Linked DNA regions of Homo sapiens: region 2 is linked to region 1. A link is a loop called in an ENCODE intact Hi-C map of the cell type or tissue named here. Cell type or tissue: breast epithelium. All regions are shown on one strand. Links, peaks and the distances in the headings refer to the core of each region. The heading gives the core; the rest is flanking DNA. Region 1 has its middle 30 kb from the start of UBE2D2. Region 2 holds the start of SMIM33 (small integral membrane protein 33).

The links. Hi-C counts contacts between places; a loop is a spot of excess contacts. Peaks named below come from ENCODE experiments on the same cell type or tissue, not always from the same donor. Only the 100,000 strongest peaks of a DNase experiment are listed, where the experiment ranks them.
Region 2: it touches region 1 in a loop (20-fold over the local background); 3 of 110 quality-filtered maps call a loop at or near these places.

What each region holds. Positions count from the first base shown.
Region 1 is chr5:139,527,461-139,535,790 of GRCh38, reverse strand. It overlaps a transcript of UBE2D2 not described here. Among named protein-coding and RNA genes, the nearest start is that of UBE2D2, 30 kb to the left of the region's middle. In breast epithelium, for the core only: no CTCF peak of the experiment used is centred there; no DNase peak of the experiment used is centred there.
Region 2 is chr5:139,463,701-139,472,030 of GRCh38, reverse strand. SMIM33 (small integral membrane protein 33) reads right to left here and starts at 1,027. Exons shown (of 2, transcript NM_001365197.1): 1 at 901-1,027. The coding sequence starts at 909. RefSeq lists a silencer at 3,293-3,587. In breast epithelium, for the core only: no CTCF peak of the experiment used is centred there; no DNase peak of the experiment used is centred there; H3K27ac peaks cover 262 bases.

The DNA of each region.
Region 1 (8,330 bases), core at 84-8,083:
TCTACCTTTGTATATGTTGCAGATGTTCCATAATAATAAAAATGTATATCATAAATATCTTTTGTGTCAATACATGGAAACCTGCCTCATGCTCTTTGATAGGGGCATAGCCTTCCATATTTATTTAACTAATTCTCTATTAGAGAACTTTTGAATTTTTTTTTGAGATAGTGTCACTCTGTCACCCAGGCTGGAGTGCAGTCGTGTGATCTCGGCTCACTGCAACCTCTGCCTCCTGGGTTCAAGCAATTCTCCCGCCTCAGCCTCCAAAGTAGCTGGGATTACAGGCGTCTGCCACTGCATCCGGCTGATTTTTGTTTTTTTGTTTTTTGTTTTTTTTTGAGACGGAGTCTCGCTCCCAGGCTGGAGTGCAATGGCGCGATCTCGGCTCACTGCAACCTCTGCCTCCCAGGTTCAAGCAATTCTCCTGCCTCAGCCTCCCATGTAGCTGGGACTACAGGTGCCCGCCACCATGCAAGTCTCTTTTTTTTTTTTTTTTTGTATTTTTAGTAGAGACGGGATTTCACCATCTTGGCCGGGCTGGTCTTGAACTCCTGACCTCGTGACCCACCTGCCTCTGCCTCCCAAAGTGCTGGGATTACAGGCGTGAGCCACCACACCCTGACTTTATTTATTTATTTATTTATTTGAGATAAAGTCTCACTTTGTCACCCAGGCTGGAGCGCCGTGGCATGAGATCTTGGTTCACTGAAACCTCTGCCTCCCAGGTTCAAGCGATTCTCCCCACCTCAGCCTCCTGAGTAGCTGGGACTACAGGCATGTACCACCAAACCTGGCTAATTTTTCTATTTTTAGCAGAGACAAGGTTTTGCCATGTTGCCCAGGCTGGTCTTGAACTCCTGAGCTCAAGCAATCCTCTAGCCTTGGCCTCCCAAACTGCTGGGATTACAGGTGTGAGCCACCGCACCCAGCCTTGAATTATTTTCAGATATTCAATATTCTAAACAATACTATAGGAAATATTATTGTACAAATGTTTGTGCCCAATTAACTGTTTCCTTAGAATAAATTTCTTTTTTTTATGCTTTTTTTTGAGACAGAGTTTCACTCTTGTTGCCCAGGCTGGAGTGCAATGGCATGATCTCTGCTCACCACAACCTCAGCCTCACAGGTTCAAGCGATTCTCCTGCCTCAGCCTCCTGAGTAGCTGGGATTACAGACATGTGCCACCATGCCTGGCTAATTTTTTTTTTTTTTTTTTCCTGAGACAGTGTCTCACTCTGTCACCCAGGTTGGAGTGCAGTGGCGCGATCTCGGCTCACTGCAAGCTCCGACTCCGGGGTTCACGCCATTCTCCTGCCTCAGCCTCCTGAGTAGCTGGGACTACAGGCGCCCGCCACGACGCCCGGCTAATGGTTTGTATTTTTAGTAGAGAAGAGGTTTCACCGTGTTAGCCAGGATGGTCTCGATCTCCTGACCTCGTGATCAGCCTGCCTCAGGCTTCCAAAGTGCTGGGATTACAGGCGTGAGCCACTGCCCCTGGCTAATTTTGCATTTTTAGTAGAGACCGGTTTTCTCCATGTTGGTCAGGCTGGTCTCGAACTCCTGACCTCAGGTGATCTGCCCGCCTGGGCCTCCCAAAATGCTGGGATTACAGGTGTGAGACACTGTGCCTGGCCTGTAATAAATTTCCAGAAGTGAAGATGCCAGGTCAAAGAATGTGCAGGTTAAAAAAAAAAATGTTTTTTTTGCCAGGCGCGGTGGCTCACGCCTGTAATCCCAGCACTTTGAGAGGCTGAGGCGGGTGGGTCACAAGGTCAAGAGTTCAAGACCAGCCTGGCCAAAATGGTGAAACCGTGTCTCTACTAAATATACAAAAATTAGCCAGGCTTGGTGGCGGGCGCCTGTAATCCCAGCTACTCGGGAGGCTGAGGCAGGAGAATCGCTTGAACCCGGGAGGCGGAGGTTGCTGTGAGCCAATATCCTGCCACTGCACTCCAGCCTGGGTGACAGAGTGAGACTCCGTCTCAAAAAAAAAAAAAAGATGTTTTTTAATTTATGCTGAGATTGTTCTCTAGTTAAATTCTTGGAATTACTTGTTTTCTGACGCTCCCAGTAATACACTGGTCCTTATCAATTTATCAATCCTTTTCTTTTCTTTTCTTTTCTTTTTTTTTTGAGACGGAGTTTAGCTCTTGTTGCCCAGGCTAGAGTGCAATGGCGCGATCTTGGGCTCACCGCAACCTCCTCCTCCCTGGTTCAAGCGATTCTCCTGCCTCAGCCTCCCGAGTAGCTGGGATTAACGGCGCCAGACACCACGCCCAGCTAATTTTTGTATTTTTAGTAGACAGGAACTTGCCATGTTGGCCAGGCTGGTCTTGAACTCCTGACCTCAGGTGATACACCTGCCTTGGCCTCCCAAAGTGTTGGGGATTACAGGCGTGAGCCACCACGCCCGGCCCCTTTTCTTTTCCTTTCAACCTCTTTTTTGAGGTATAATTTACATGCCATCAATTTCATTCATTTTAGGTGTACAATTCAATGATTTTTTTTTCAACACAGAGGTTGTAGTGAGCTGAGATTGCACCACTGCACTCAGTCTGGGGGACAGAGTGAGACTCCATCTCTCACACACCAAAAAAAGTGTGTATGTGTATGTATATCCCCTATTGAAGGATATTTAAGTTGAGGAGTTGAGGTCCATATATTTTTTTTTTTTTTTGAGATGGAGTCTTGCTCTGTCACCCAGGCTGGAGTCCAGTGGCGCGATCTCAGCTTACTGCAACCTCCGCCTCCCGGGTTCAAGTGATTCTCCAGCCTCAGCCTCCCGAGTAGCTGGGATAACAGGCAAGTGCCACCACGCCCAGCTAATTTTTGTATTTTTTAGTAGAGACGGGGTTTCGCCATGTTGGCCAGGCTGGTCTCAAACTCCTGATCTCAGGTGATCCACCCGCCTTGGCCTTCCAAAGTGCTAGGATTACTGGAGTGAGCCACCGTGCCTGGCTGAGGTTCATTTTTTAGCACATTAAAAATAGTAGAATAGGGCAAGGCATGGAGGTTCATGCCTGTAATCCCAGCACTTTGGGAGGCCGAGGCAGGCTGATCCGTTGAGGTCAGGAGTTCGAGACCAATGTGGCCAACATGGTGAAACCTTGTCTCTACTAGATATACAAAAACTAGGCCAAGCGCGGTGGCTCACGCCTGTAATCCCAGCATTTTGGGAGGCCAAGGCGGGCGGATCACGAGGTCAGGAGATTGATACCATCCTGGCTAATATGGTGAAACTCCGTCTCCACTAAAAATACAAAAAATTAGCCGGGTGTGATGTCGGGCACCTGTAGTCCCAGCTACTCGGGAGGCTGAGGCAAGAGAATGGCGTGAACCGAGGAGGCGGAGCTTGCAGTGAGCCGAGATCGTGCCACTGCCCTCCAGCCTGGGCAACAGAATGAGACTCCATCTCAGAAAAAAAAAAAAAATACGAAAACTAGCCGGGAGTTGTTGCAGGCGCCTGTAATCTCAGCTACTGGGGAGGCTGAGGCAGTAGAATTGCTTGAACCCGGGAGGTGGAGGTCGATTGCAGTGAGCCGAGATCGTGCCACTGTACTTCAGCCTGGGCAACAGAGCAAGACTCTGTCCCCCCCAAAAAAAAAAAAAAAGTAGAATAAATTCCTAGATGTAATATTGCTATGTCAAAGGATATGCAAACTGAAATTTTCGATAGATATTAACAGATTATTTGCTAAGGAAGTTGTACTCATTTACATCCCCCACCAACAGTGTTTCCTCACACCCCCAAAACATCCCTCATCATAAATGAGGTCATGCATAATTAAAAAAAAAACACAACCAGGATCTTTCTCTGTTGCCCAGGGTGGAGTGCAGCTGCATGACCATGGCTCATTGCAGCTTCGACCCCCTGGGTTCAAGCAAACCTCCCACCCTAGCCTCCCGAGTAGCTGGGATTACAGGTGCATTCCACTATACCCACCTGGTTTTTTGTTTTTGTTTTTGTTTTTGTTTTTGTATTTTTTGTAGAGACAAGGTCCCACACTGTTGCCCAGGCTGTTCTAAAACTCCTGAGCTCAAGTGATCCTCCCACTTCGGCCTCCCAAAGTGCTGGGATTACAGGCATGTGCCACAGTGTCCAGCCAGGCATTATTTTCTTTTCTTTTCTTTCTTTCTTTTTCTTTCTTTTTTTTTTTTTGGATAGGGTCTCACTCTGTCACCCAAGCTGGAGTGCAGGGGTATGTGATGCAATCTCAGCTTGTAGCAGGACAAGCCACAGACAAAACCTCTCAGACACCGAGTTGTAGAAGGGCTTTATTCAGCTGGGAGCATCGGCAAGCTACTGCCTTAAAATCCGATCTCCCCGAGTGCACAATTTCTGTCCCTTTTAAGGGCTCACAACACTAAAGATTTCACATGAAAGGGTTGTGATTGATTTGAGCAGGCAGGCGGTACGTGACAGGGGCTGCATGCACCGGTGGTCAGAGAGAAACAGAACAGGGCAGGGAATTTCACAATGTTCTTCTATACAATGGCTGGAATCTATGAATAACATCAGTTTCTAAGTTATGGGTTGATTTTTAACTACTGGGTTTAGGCCAGGCAGGCCCAGGCCTGCTTTCAGGCCTGGTGCCGGGCTGCCTGTCTTTGATTTTACTTCTTTGTTGTTTTTTCTTAAAACAGGTACTGAGTATAAAATAATATAAAACAATATGAGAGGGTCTCTCTCTTCCCTCATTTCCCCCCCTTTGAGACTCTCACTTTTTATTAGTGGGAGTTCTCACTTTTGTTTTTGCTACTTATGTCTTTTTGTGCAATAGATTGATAGTGATTTACATAGTATGCTTGTGCTGAAGCATTTTTGTGAACTAAGGTGGCAACGAAGTTTTTTATCATTTGGAGAAATACAGGTATAAGACAAGGGAGCAGTAAGCAGGTTCCTATTACTATTATTATTTTTATTACAAGAGTTTTAAATTTTCCTATTGCTGGGAACCAATTTTCAAACATGGCTCCCGGACTGAGTCCATGCCACACTTGCACAGGTACATGTGCCAGTTTTGTTATATCTTTAACTATATTCTCAACTACTTGCCCCTGATCATCTATGTGTAGACAATAATTAGTACGGTTAAATTTTCTACAAACTCCTCCTTCAGCTGCTACCAAGTTGTCAAGAACTATTCTATTTTGATAGATAGCATTTCTCATCAGAGTCTCTTGCTGGGCAAGAACGGTCAAGGCTTGACCGGTTTTATTAGTAATAATTTCTAAAACAGCTTGCAACTGTATGATTCAGTTGAGCATGTAGATAGGGGTTCGATATCCTCATGAGCCTTCTTGTGCCTAAGTGGCGGGTCTATAGTATTGTATGATTCTTTCAGAGGGCCATTCATTATTTTTCTAATCACTTATGGCTATGCTTCATTTTTTGCAGGAAGCATAGACTGGGAAGCCTAGAAGTTCACCTGTTTTTATGGGCAGTAAGAAGAAAGATGGCTTAATGGTGCCAATTATACAGCTACCTGTCCTGATCAGGCAGCTTAGCATAAGCTCTGTGTCCACATATCCAGTATAACCTGGTGGGGGCCGTCCAGTCCTGGTGGAATTCTGGGTGGGCCCAAACAGTCTGCAACTTTGGAAATTTGCTGAATGGATTCCTTTCTGTGTGATTGGAACTCTACCATGTAACTGTTTTTGTGGTACCATTATACAGCTTTTGCCTAAGACAACTAAGCCACCTTACAGGATGAGTGAATCCTTTTCCTTCTCTAGCTATGCAATACTGTCCAATAATTGAGACTTTTAGAACCCAAAAATTGTCAGGGTGGTTCTTTTGGGCTGGGAATTCATCAGGAACTGGGTCTGTAGGAACTAATTTTCGGGCTTCCCATGGCCATTGATCTCTTGTTACAGTTCCTCCACAGACATAACATGAGGTGACTTGTAGAGACTGGGCTACATGTTCGGCTAATGGAAAAAACAAATTTTTAGTTTTTCCTGGAATCTCAGGTACTGGCACATTTAGTTCATCATGAAATACTGAAATACTGGTAGAAAATACTGGTAGAAGGTCTGAAATACTGGTTCTGGAGAGCGTTTTTGAACCTCTCCTTTTATTAGGATGCTTACACTAAGATCCAGCCCTTTTCCATCAATGCCTAATGTTACATTTTTTTTTATTTTACTTGGGTCTGAGGGGTTTGTGATTATCAATTTTAAAAGGATGCAGCTCCCACTTGTGCAGGAGGGGCTGACTTTTCATTTTTGGAGCCAAACAGGATCTTTTTTTATTTTCTTTTTAAGTAGCTCAAATGACACAAGACCAGTATTGACACATCTCGCATAAATATGATTTTTGACAGATGTACTTATTTTCTGCTGTGTAACTTTTTTTCCAATCTAGAGAACTGCATCTTATCCCATGCTGTTTACTATTAATAGCAGCACAGGCATCAAATTTTAAGATTACATTTTTGGGGACCCCTTTTTCTTCTGTTCTAGCTATTACTTTACTTGTGTCACCTAGAAAAGGACCAGTCCTTAGTCTTACTTCAAAGACTGTGATCTTGGGAGGTTCAGAGGGGTCATAGCACACATTGGGCTGGTCACTGCCTGGATTACCTACTTTATACTGAGTGTTATTATACAAACAGGTTCCTTTTGGAGTTCTTAGGCATTCATAATAACTATAAAATAATATGACTGTAGCAATCTTTTGTCCTACCTCAGTGACCTGATGTATATACTGGGAACAGTTTTCAGTCTGAGGAAGGTCAGTTGAAGTCCTTATTGTACAAGTCCAAATTTTGAGGAAAATGAGTCCCGCAATGAGTTTCCTCATGCTTCGGCCATGTGTGTACAAGTCAGCTTCCGGGTGTGACTGGAGCAGGGCTTGTCATCTTCTTCAGAGTCACTTTGCAGGGGTTGGCGAAGCTTCTCCTATCCACGTACAGCTCCTAGTCTACTGATGTTTAAGCGTGGTCTCAGTGGTTGGGCCTACTAGAATAAACTGAGTCCAGTACTTCTACACAGTTATGTTTAACTGGGCTCTCTGATACGGGGAGCAAGGTGGCAGGGTTTAGGGTGTTGCAAACTTCAGTGGTTATGCGGGGATTTTCACAGAGCAAGCTTTGGTATCTAGTTAGTCTAGCATTCATTAGCTAATGGTTTCCTTTGTTATTTATTAAAATCACCATAGCATGGGGGGACTTTATGTTTAGGTTTTGTCTAAGAGTTAGCTTATTTGCTTCTTGTGCTAACAGGGCCCTTGCTGCCAGGACCCTTGGACATGGGGGCCAGCCTTTGGAAACCCCGTCTAGTTGTTTTGAGAGATAGGCCACTGGCCTTGGTCAGGGCCCTACATTCTGGGTTAAAACTCCAACTGCCATTTTTTCTCTTTCTGACACAGAGTGTAAAGAGTTTTGTCAGGTCAGGTAGCCTCAGGGCTGGGGCCGACATGAGTTTTTCTTTTTTCTTTTTTTTTTTGGTTGATGAAATGCCAGGGTGAAAGGGATAGCCAAATGGACTAAAGCACAAGTGCCACACTAGTTATTTGGCAGAGTGCCCAGTAAAGGTCCACCACAATACCACCACACATCCACTCGGGGATGAACAAGGGCTGACTGATTGATAAGCTCTTGAAAATTCTTAAGCTCACTGCATCCCTTCAGGTCTCCAAGGAATACTAAGTTTCCTCTCTGCCGTGAGAGACACGAAGTGAACTTAGTGTTGGGAGACAGAAGCTGCATGGCCCTTGGGGGCTGACCCGCAGAGACTTTGGGATATAGCAGAGAGAGCTTGGCATGACTTATTACTCCAGGCTGTAGAATCCTGGAAAAGAGCTACCATGCAGTCCACGCCTGGTCGACTAGAGGACCACCTTAGTGGAAGGGGGACAATCAGGGCCTCTGGCCTGCCATGTGCACAAGCATAACAATTGCTTTTGTTTAATGTGCAGATGGAATATTTGATCCATTTCAACCAGGAATTTGCATCTGTCTTAATAGTACACAGGAGGCCTTATTACTTTTAAATTATACAACATTTTTTGCTTAAAATTTTTTTAATAAAATTTTTTCTTTTATGACTTTTGCAGACAATTTTTTAAACATGTTTTAACTTTTTGACTTATTACAAACATTCTTTTCTTTAAACAACCAGTTAATTTATTTCAGGACAAGAATTTATCATATAACTCTTTTTATATAAATTCTGCCTCTCCCCTTTATTTTTGAAGATAACCATTGTTTTTTTAAAGCAAACTTTCTTTATGTGTTTTGACTAGACTGTCTAAGGCCACAAGATTAGAAGTTACCATAATACATGTTACACTGTTAACTTTTAGCAAACTTCACTTTTGT
Region 2 (8,330 bases), core at 29-8,028, 64 kb after region 1:
TGGCACGCTATGGGCTGCTGTCCCCACATCCTAGGCAGTGGGCAGAGAGCACCTGCTTCTTAAAGTCCTGGGGAAAGGGGGTCCTTGTCCAGCATTTTAGGCTCCCCTTACTCCCCACTCACACAGAAGACAGACAGGTGGTGCCCTGGCGGCGGGAGAGGTAGAGGTAGAGGTAGAGGGGATGTGAACTTAGAAGGCAGGGGGATGCCTCTTTCCATAACTGTACCCCTGCCACCCTGCCGAGGTCTCAACATCAGGTTCTGGGGTCCTGGAGGAGAGGGGGTGCCCAGTGTGGACTCCTGGCTCTGCCCAGGATGGATTGTGGAGACCCTGTGCCAGTCTTCCTCTGTCCAAGTCCCAGTGTTCTTCTACCAAAAGCTGGGGGTCACGATCCGTACCCCTGTCTGACTCCACCCTGCTTGGTATTAGATGGGGGTGGTGGCATTGTAGTGAAGGTAGCAAATGGCAAAACTGTAAACCCTAGAGCTGAGGTCCTCACAGGCCCAAGAAACTTTGCCTCCCTAGCTTCCCCTTCCCAGATGGGCCATCCTGGAACAAATCTTAGCGGGTGGAGCCCCTCTCTCTAACCCTGCACTCTCAGCATGGCCCTCCCCATGGGTAGGCCAGGAAAGGCTTCCCAGGACAAACCCATGTCCTTTAGCCCCTCAGTCCCCTTGTCCACACTATCCCATCTCCCACATGCATCCCTTCGTGGAAAGGCACACCCCCCACCCTACCTTGCAAGTGTCTCTGGGTCCCAGGCCACAAAGTTCCCAGGGCAGGGGGTGGGGAAGCAGCTCTAGATGTGCAGAGGAAAAGGGGAAGCTGAGGCTGGTGACAGACAGGGGGACCCTGCAGGGAGTCAGCCCAGCCTGGCAGGAAGGGGTGAGCAGAGTCTACCTGGTGCATTGTCCGGGCCGACACAGGGCTCCCTTGGGACTGGCAGCCAGCTGGGTAAAGGAGGGCTGGCCACCCTAATTCAGCCCCTACCCGGAGCTGCCACGTCTGCGGGGCCCATGGGCACACACCCTGTGCACACACTCTCACCGCTCTCCTGCGCTTGCACTTCCTTCCGGGAACATCTGGGCTACCCTGGGCTCTGCCCTTAACTCTGATAGTACCTTAATCTTCCTCCTTGGCGCCTCCTTTCATGCCCCCTGCCAGCTTCAGGAGCCTGGGTGTGCCTGACCACCCCTCCTCCACCAGATCTCAGAAGCCTGGCCAGAGCCCCAACCTAATCTGCCCCCCACCAAGTCATGCTGGCTCCTCGCCTTAACCAATTTCCTGGAGTTATTGTCCTTTGATCTTTTCTTTCTAAATGCAATATTTCTTTTTTTTTTTTTTTGAGATGGAGTCTCGCTGTGTCGCCCAGGCTGGAGTGCAGTGGCGTGATCTGGGCTCACTGCAACCTCCGCCTCCCGGGTCCAAGCAATTCTCCTGCCTCAGCCTCCTGAGTAGCTGGGATTACAGGCACCCACCACCATGACCAGCTAATTTTTGTATTTTTAGTAGAGACGGGGTTTCACCATGTTGGTCAGGCTGGTCTCGAACCCCTGACCTCGTGATCCACCCACCTCGGCCTCCCAAAGTGCTGGGATTACAGGTGTGAGCCACCGTGCCCAGCCTCTAAGTACAATATTTCAAACACAATGGAAACTGCAGATACATTCTCTCTTTAATAAATACATAATAAGTCTCTAAATCTCCAAGGCTCAACCACCAGCTCTGTCTTCTCTCAATAGTTTGTCACATTTATTTTTAAAATATTAATATTACAATGAAAACAGAAGCCCTCACTTCCTGACCTCTCCCCTCCTTCTCACCACAGGGATAAACATCTCATAGAATTTGATGTTTATTGGCCGGGTGTGGTGGCCCATGCCTGTAATCCCAGCACTTTGGGAGGCCAAGGCAGGAGGATCACTTGAGGCTAGGAGTTCGAGACCAGTCTTGGCAACATAGTGAGACCTTATCTCAACAAAAAATTTAAAAATTAGCTGGGTGTGGTGGTGTATACCCATAGTCCCGGCTACTTGGGAGGCTGAGGTGGGAGGATCACTGAGCACAGGAGATCAAAGACCATGAACCATGTTCGTGTCACTACACTGCAGCCTGTGCAACAGGGGGAGACCCCATCTCAAAAAAATAATAATAATAGAATTTGATGTTTATTATTCTCACACAAGGCATTGTTTTCCCTTTTTTCTTTTGGTTTTTATAAATATGAATTCTGTATTTCTTTGCATTTGCCTGAATGCAACTTCATTTGAGAGTATGTATGTGTTTTAATGTGTCCAAGTCACAAAAACTGCCCACCAATCTCTCCTCTCTCTAGAGACAGTTTTTTTTAGCCACAGCTAACTCTGTGGGACCAGCCATCCCTCATTCTGTCCATTGCTGTGCACTCACCATCCTCCCTTCCAGTCTGGAGAGCCAGAGACACCCTGGGAACTCCCCTCCGCTGGAGTCTTGATCCAGGATGAAACAGAATGTAGCATCCTGGTTCCTTGTCTCTCAGCCGAGCTGCCCACATCCTGACATCCAGGGCCCCCACTCAGACCTCCAAGTTCACTTGAGCCCAGATCCCTGGACTGCTGACCTGATCTGCAAAGTGAGCGGGACCTATTGCTGGCTGACCTTGAAGCCCCTGGCTGACCCTGAAGCCCCTGGCTGACCCCCTCCCAACGGGATCAAAGGCTCTGCTCATCCTCTGCTTCCCACCTTGGTCCATTTAGACTTTAGCCAGAGGGAATCTGGACTCTGCCACGGGTCCTGAACTTCGGCCACTGCTATTCACCTCCTGCCTCCTCAAGACACATGTGCCATTGCTCTGGCAGATATCTCCACTGGGGCTCCGGTCCCTGTGTCCAAAAGCCCAATTTTTGATCCTTCTGATGACTACTTCTTCCCTTTCCTCCCTCATTAATCCTGGATCTGTCTCCTAAAGGGCTTCCGAGAGGATAATACGGTGGAACTTCTGGGACCAGACTACAGCCCCAGCCTTCTGTGTCACTTCTCTACCACTGCTATGAGCTGCCCACCCATTCCTGCCGTCTAAACCTTAAACATCTGTTATAGCTTAGGTCAAGTGTGGCCTCCTCTAGGGACGAATTTTTCAGCCCTGTACTTGAGTAACTTGCTTTCTTTTCCTTAAGCCTTACAGCATAATGTTTCTTACCCGCTCCTAACATTTGTCACACTTTGTCTTATGTAACAGGTATGCGGAGGCTCATCTTTCCAGGAACCATGACTCTTTTTTTTTTTTTTGAGACTTAGTCTTGTTCTGTCACCCAGGCTGGAGTGCAGTGGCGAAATCTCGGCTCATTGCAACCTCCACCTCCTTTCCATCTCTCTGGGGGAGGGTGGAAGTGGCTTTGCTGGCCAGAGGAAGGCAAAGAGCAACCCTTCTTTCACTCTGTCACCACCAAAGGCAGGCAGGCTGAGGAGTCTGCAGAGGGAGCCGAAGGACAGGGGCCTGTGGGAATACCCTGAGCAGGCCAGAGTGGGGTTGCCATGATAGACTCAGGGCAGGTCTGAGAGGCGGCTGACTTTTGAGGTCATCGGAAACTCTGGGCTAGAGTTGGGTAAGTAAGGAGCAAAGGCTGCTTTCCTCTACCACACCCCACTTCTAGCCTTGTAAAAAGCTATAGGTCTGTAAGGAGTGTGGGGTTTCTTTTTAGGGTAATGGAAATGTTATAAAATTGATTTTATTTGGGGTGAGTGAACAACTCTCTAAATATATAAAAACCACTGAGGCAGCCGGGCCCGGTGGCTCACGCCTGTAATCCCAGCACTTCGGGAGGCCGAGGTGGGCAGATCACAAGGTCAGGAGATCGAGACCATCCTGGCTAACACGGTGAAACCCCAACTCTACTAAAAATACAAAAAATTAGCCGGGCGTGGTGGTGGGCGCCTGTAGTCCCAGCTACTCTGGAGGCTGAGGCAGGAGAATGGCATGAACCCTGGAGGCGGAGTTTGCAGTGAGCCGAGATCATGCCACTGCACTCCAGCCTGGGCAACAGAGCGAGACTCTGCCTGAAAACAAACAAACAAACAAACAAACAAACAAACCACTGAGGCTGGTGTGGTGACTCAGGCCTGTAATCCCAGCACTTTGGGAGGCCGAGGTGGGTGGATCACCTGAGGTCAGGAGTTCAAGACCAGCCTGGCCAACATGGTGAAACCCCATCTCTACTAAAAACACAAAAATTAGCCAGGCTTGGTGGCGTGTCTGTAATCCCAGCTACCCAGGAAGCTGAGGCAGGAGAATAGCTTGAACCCGGGAGCCAGAGGTTGCAGTGAGCCGAGATTGTGCGGCTGCACTCCAGCCTGAGCAACAGAGGGAGACTGTCTCAAAAAAAAAAAAAAAGCCACTGAATTGTGCACTTCAAATGAGGACGAGTGAGAGGGTGAAGAAGGCATCCACATGGTGGGGAAGGAATGGGAGCAGAAATGGGAGCTTGGTTACTGAAAGGGGAGTGATCCAATAAGTAAGTATTTAAGGATCATGGGAGTCAGAGAAGGGCCTTAGAGATGCTACTCCCTAGCACCAACGAGCACACTGACGACTCAGACCTCGGTTTCTTTCTTTTGAAAAAATTTGTTTTTTTGAGACAGGGTCTCACTCTGTGGCCCAGGCTGGAGTGCAGTGGCATGATCTCGCTCACTGCAGCCTCAACCTCCCAGGCTCAAGTGATCCTCCCACCTCAGCCTCCTGAGTAGCTGGGACTACAGGCACACACCACCCCACCCGGGTAATTAAAAAATTTTTTTTGCACAGACGATATCTCACTATGTTGCTCAGGCTGGTCTCAAACTCCTGAGCTAAAGCGATCCTCATGCCTAGGTCTCCCAAATTGTTGGGATTGCAGGTATGAGCCACTGTGCCCGGCCCTCAGTTTCTAAATATCATTTGCACCAAAAGGAATGAAGACCCCTTAAAGAAACAGCCGATTCCAGGGCTGGGGCAGGTGAAGCACAAGAAGTGCCTGGAAGCCGGGTGCGGTGGCTCACACCTGTAATCCCAGCACTTTGGGAGACCGAGGTGGGTGGATCACTTGAGGCCAGGAGTTTGAGACCAGCCTGGACAATATGGTGAAACCCCGTCACTACTAAAAATACAAAAATTAGCCAGGCTTCGTGGTGTGTGTCTATAATCCCAGCTACTCAGGAGGCTGAGGCAGGAGAATCACTTGAACCTGGGAGAAGGAGAATGCAGTGAGCCGAGATCATGCCATTGCACTCCCCCTGGGCAACCAGAGCGAAACTCTGCCTCAAAAAAAAAAAAAAAAAAAAAAAAGCCTGAAACATCTTATTATGCCAGAAAGTAAGGAAGTGCTCAAAAAATGATGGAGACGTGTCAAAAGGACACAGAAGCCAGCTTGTAGGGGCTAACAGTGGCCAAAATGGAGACAATTTGAGCATCAGAACAATAAATGATTGTATTCCAACCTAGTGAATAAAACAGAAATACATGAGTTTATATATAGATATAGAAAATATCTCCTCATAACATCTCTATTAATTATAAAGGATAAAAGTGTAACTTTAGAGTGGAGAAAACTGGCTGTGGTGGGCTAACTTGTGGCCCCCAAAACGATATGTCCATGTCTTAATCCCCAGAACATGTGAATGTTACATTATTTGGAAAAAGGGTCTTTGCAGGCTGGGCGTGGTGGCTCACGCCTGTAATCCCAGCACTTTGGGAGGCCGAGACGGGCAGATCACCTGAGGTCAGGAGTTCAAGACCAGCCTGGCCAACATGGTGAAACCCCATCTCTACAAAAATATAAACATTAGCTGGGCATGATGGTGGGTGCCTGTAATCCCAGCTACTCGGGAGGCTGAGTCAGGAGAATCACTTGAACCCAGGAGGTGGAGGTTGTAGTGAGCCGAGAGGCAGGAGAATTGCTTGAGCCCAAGAGGCAGAGGTTGCAGTGAGCTGAGATCACGCCACTGCACTCCAGCCTGGGTGACAGAACGAGACTCCATCGCAGAAAAAAAAAAAAAAAATTGAGCCAGGCATTGTGGCTCATGCCTGTAATCCCAGCAATTCAGGAGGTTGAGGCAGGAGGGTCACTTGAACCCAGGAGTTCAAGGCTTCAGTGAAGTGAGATTGTGCCATTGCACTCCAGTCCGGGTGACAGAGCCAGATCCTTCTCTCTCTTTTTTTTTTCCTTTTGAGTCAGGGTCTGGCTCTGTCTTCCAGGCTGGAGTGCAGTGACACAATCTTGGCTCACTGCAACCTCTGCCTCCCAGGTTCAAGCCATCCTCCCCATTCCAGCCTCCTGAGTGCTGGGACTATAGGCATGTACCGCCAAACCTAGCTAATTTTTTAATTTTTAGCAGAGACAAGGTTTTGCCATGTTGCCCAGGCTGGTCTCAAAATCCTGAGCTCAAGCAGTCCTCCCTCCTTGGCCTCCCAAAGTGCTGGATTACAGGCGTGAGCCATCACACCCAGCCCTGAGACCCTGTCTCTTAAAAAAAAAAGGAAAAAATAATGCATTATTTGATAGGATGCAAAGAGAGAGACTCAACATTGCTTCTTTGATGTCACTGCCGAGATAGATAACCTAAATTTTAATTAATTAATTAATTAATTAATTAATTAATTTTTTGAGACAGGGTCTCACTCTGTCGCCCAGGCTAGAGTGCAGTGGCATGATCTTGGCTCACTGCAACTCCACCACCTGGGTTCACGCCATTCTCCTGCCTTAGCCTCCCAAGTAGCTGGGACTACAGGCACCCGCCACCACGCCTGGCTAATTTTTTGTATTTTTTGTAGAGACGGGATTTCATCGTGTTAGCCAGGATGGTCTTAGTCTCCTGACCTCGTGATCCACCCACCTCGGCCTCCCAAAGTGCTGGGATTACAGGCATGAGCCACTGCTCCCAGCCTAGATAACCTAAATCTTATGAGGAAACATCAGAGAAACCGAAATTGAGAGAACTTCTATAAAATAACTGTACTGTAACCTTCAAAAGTGTTTAGGCCATGAAAATCAAGGAAAGTCTGAACTATTCCGGATTGAAGGAGACTGAAGAGACTTTCAGTGAGTAATTCTGGGCAGGATCCTTTCGCTATAAAGGACATTATTGAAACAACTGTCAAAATTTGAATAGGATCTGAAGATTAGATGGTATTAATATATTTATATTAATTTCCTAATTTTGATGGCTGTATTGTGATTATGTAGGAGACTGTCCCTTGTAGGAAATACACACTAAACTATTCGGGGTGATGGGGCATCCTGTTGACAATTTACTCTGAACAACAGTTCAGGGAAAAAAGTTCTGTGTAATGTACTTCCAACTTTTCTTGTGACTGTTTCAAAATAAAATATTAAGAAAATAAAGAAAAAAGGGCTAGGCATGGTGGCTCATGCCTGTAATCCCAGCACTTCGGGAGGCTGAGGTGGGTGGATCACAAGGTCAGGAGTTTGAGACCAGCCTGGCCAACATGGTGAAACCGTCTCTACTAAAAATACAAAAATTAGGTGGGCGTGGTGGCGTGAGCCTGCAGTCCCAGCTACGCTGGAGATTGAGGCATGAGAATGGCTTGAACCTGGGAGGTGGAGGCTGCAGTGAGCAGACATCTTACACTGCATTCCAGTATGGGCAACAGTGAGAGACTCTGTCTCAAAAAAAAAAAAAACAAAAAAAAAGGAAAGAAAAAAGGATACCATTCATTTAAATGATTGTATATGTATATGCATATTGTCAAAGACTGGAAGGCAAATAGACTGGAAGGGAATTAATAACAATAATATAATTAATATTAAGGAGGTAGGATTGTTTCTGACATTCCTCTGCTTTCGAATCTTTTTTTTTTTTTTTTTAATTTCAGTGATGGAGTCTCACTCTGATCATAGCTCACTGCAGCCTTGAACTCTTGGGCTCAAGAGGTCCTCTTGCCTTAGCCTCCTGAGTAGCTAGGACTACAGGCATGCACCATCATGACTGGCTAATTAAATTTTTTTTTTTTTTTTTTTTGTAGAGACAGGGTCTTGCTGTGTTGCTTAGTCTGGTCTCAAACTCCTGGCCTCAAGAAATCCTCCTGCCTCAACGTCTCAAAGTGCTGGACTGTAGGCATGAGCCATTGCGCAGCCCTGACCTTAAATCTTTTGAGTTTAGTTCAATAAATATGTGCTGAGGACCTGCTATGTGGCAGGCATTGTGCCAGGTCCTAGGAATATTGAAAAAAGTCACAATGCTGGCTTGCAGTCTGCAACAGAGAGAATCCTGGGATAAGGATGAGTGCTGCTGGATGCCGAGGACAGGGGACACCTCACCCCAGTGAGGATGCAGAGGGAGGAGTGCTTCAAATAGGG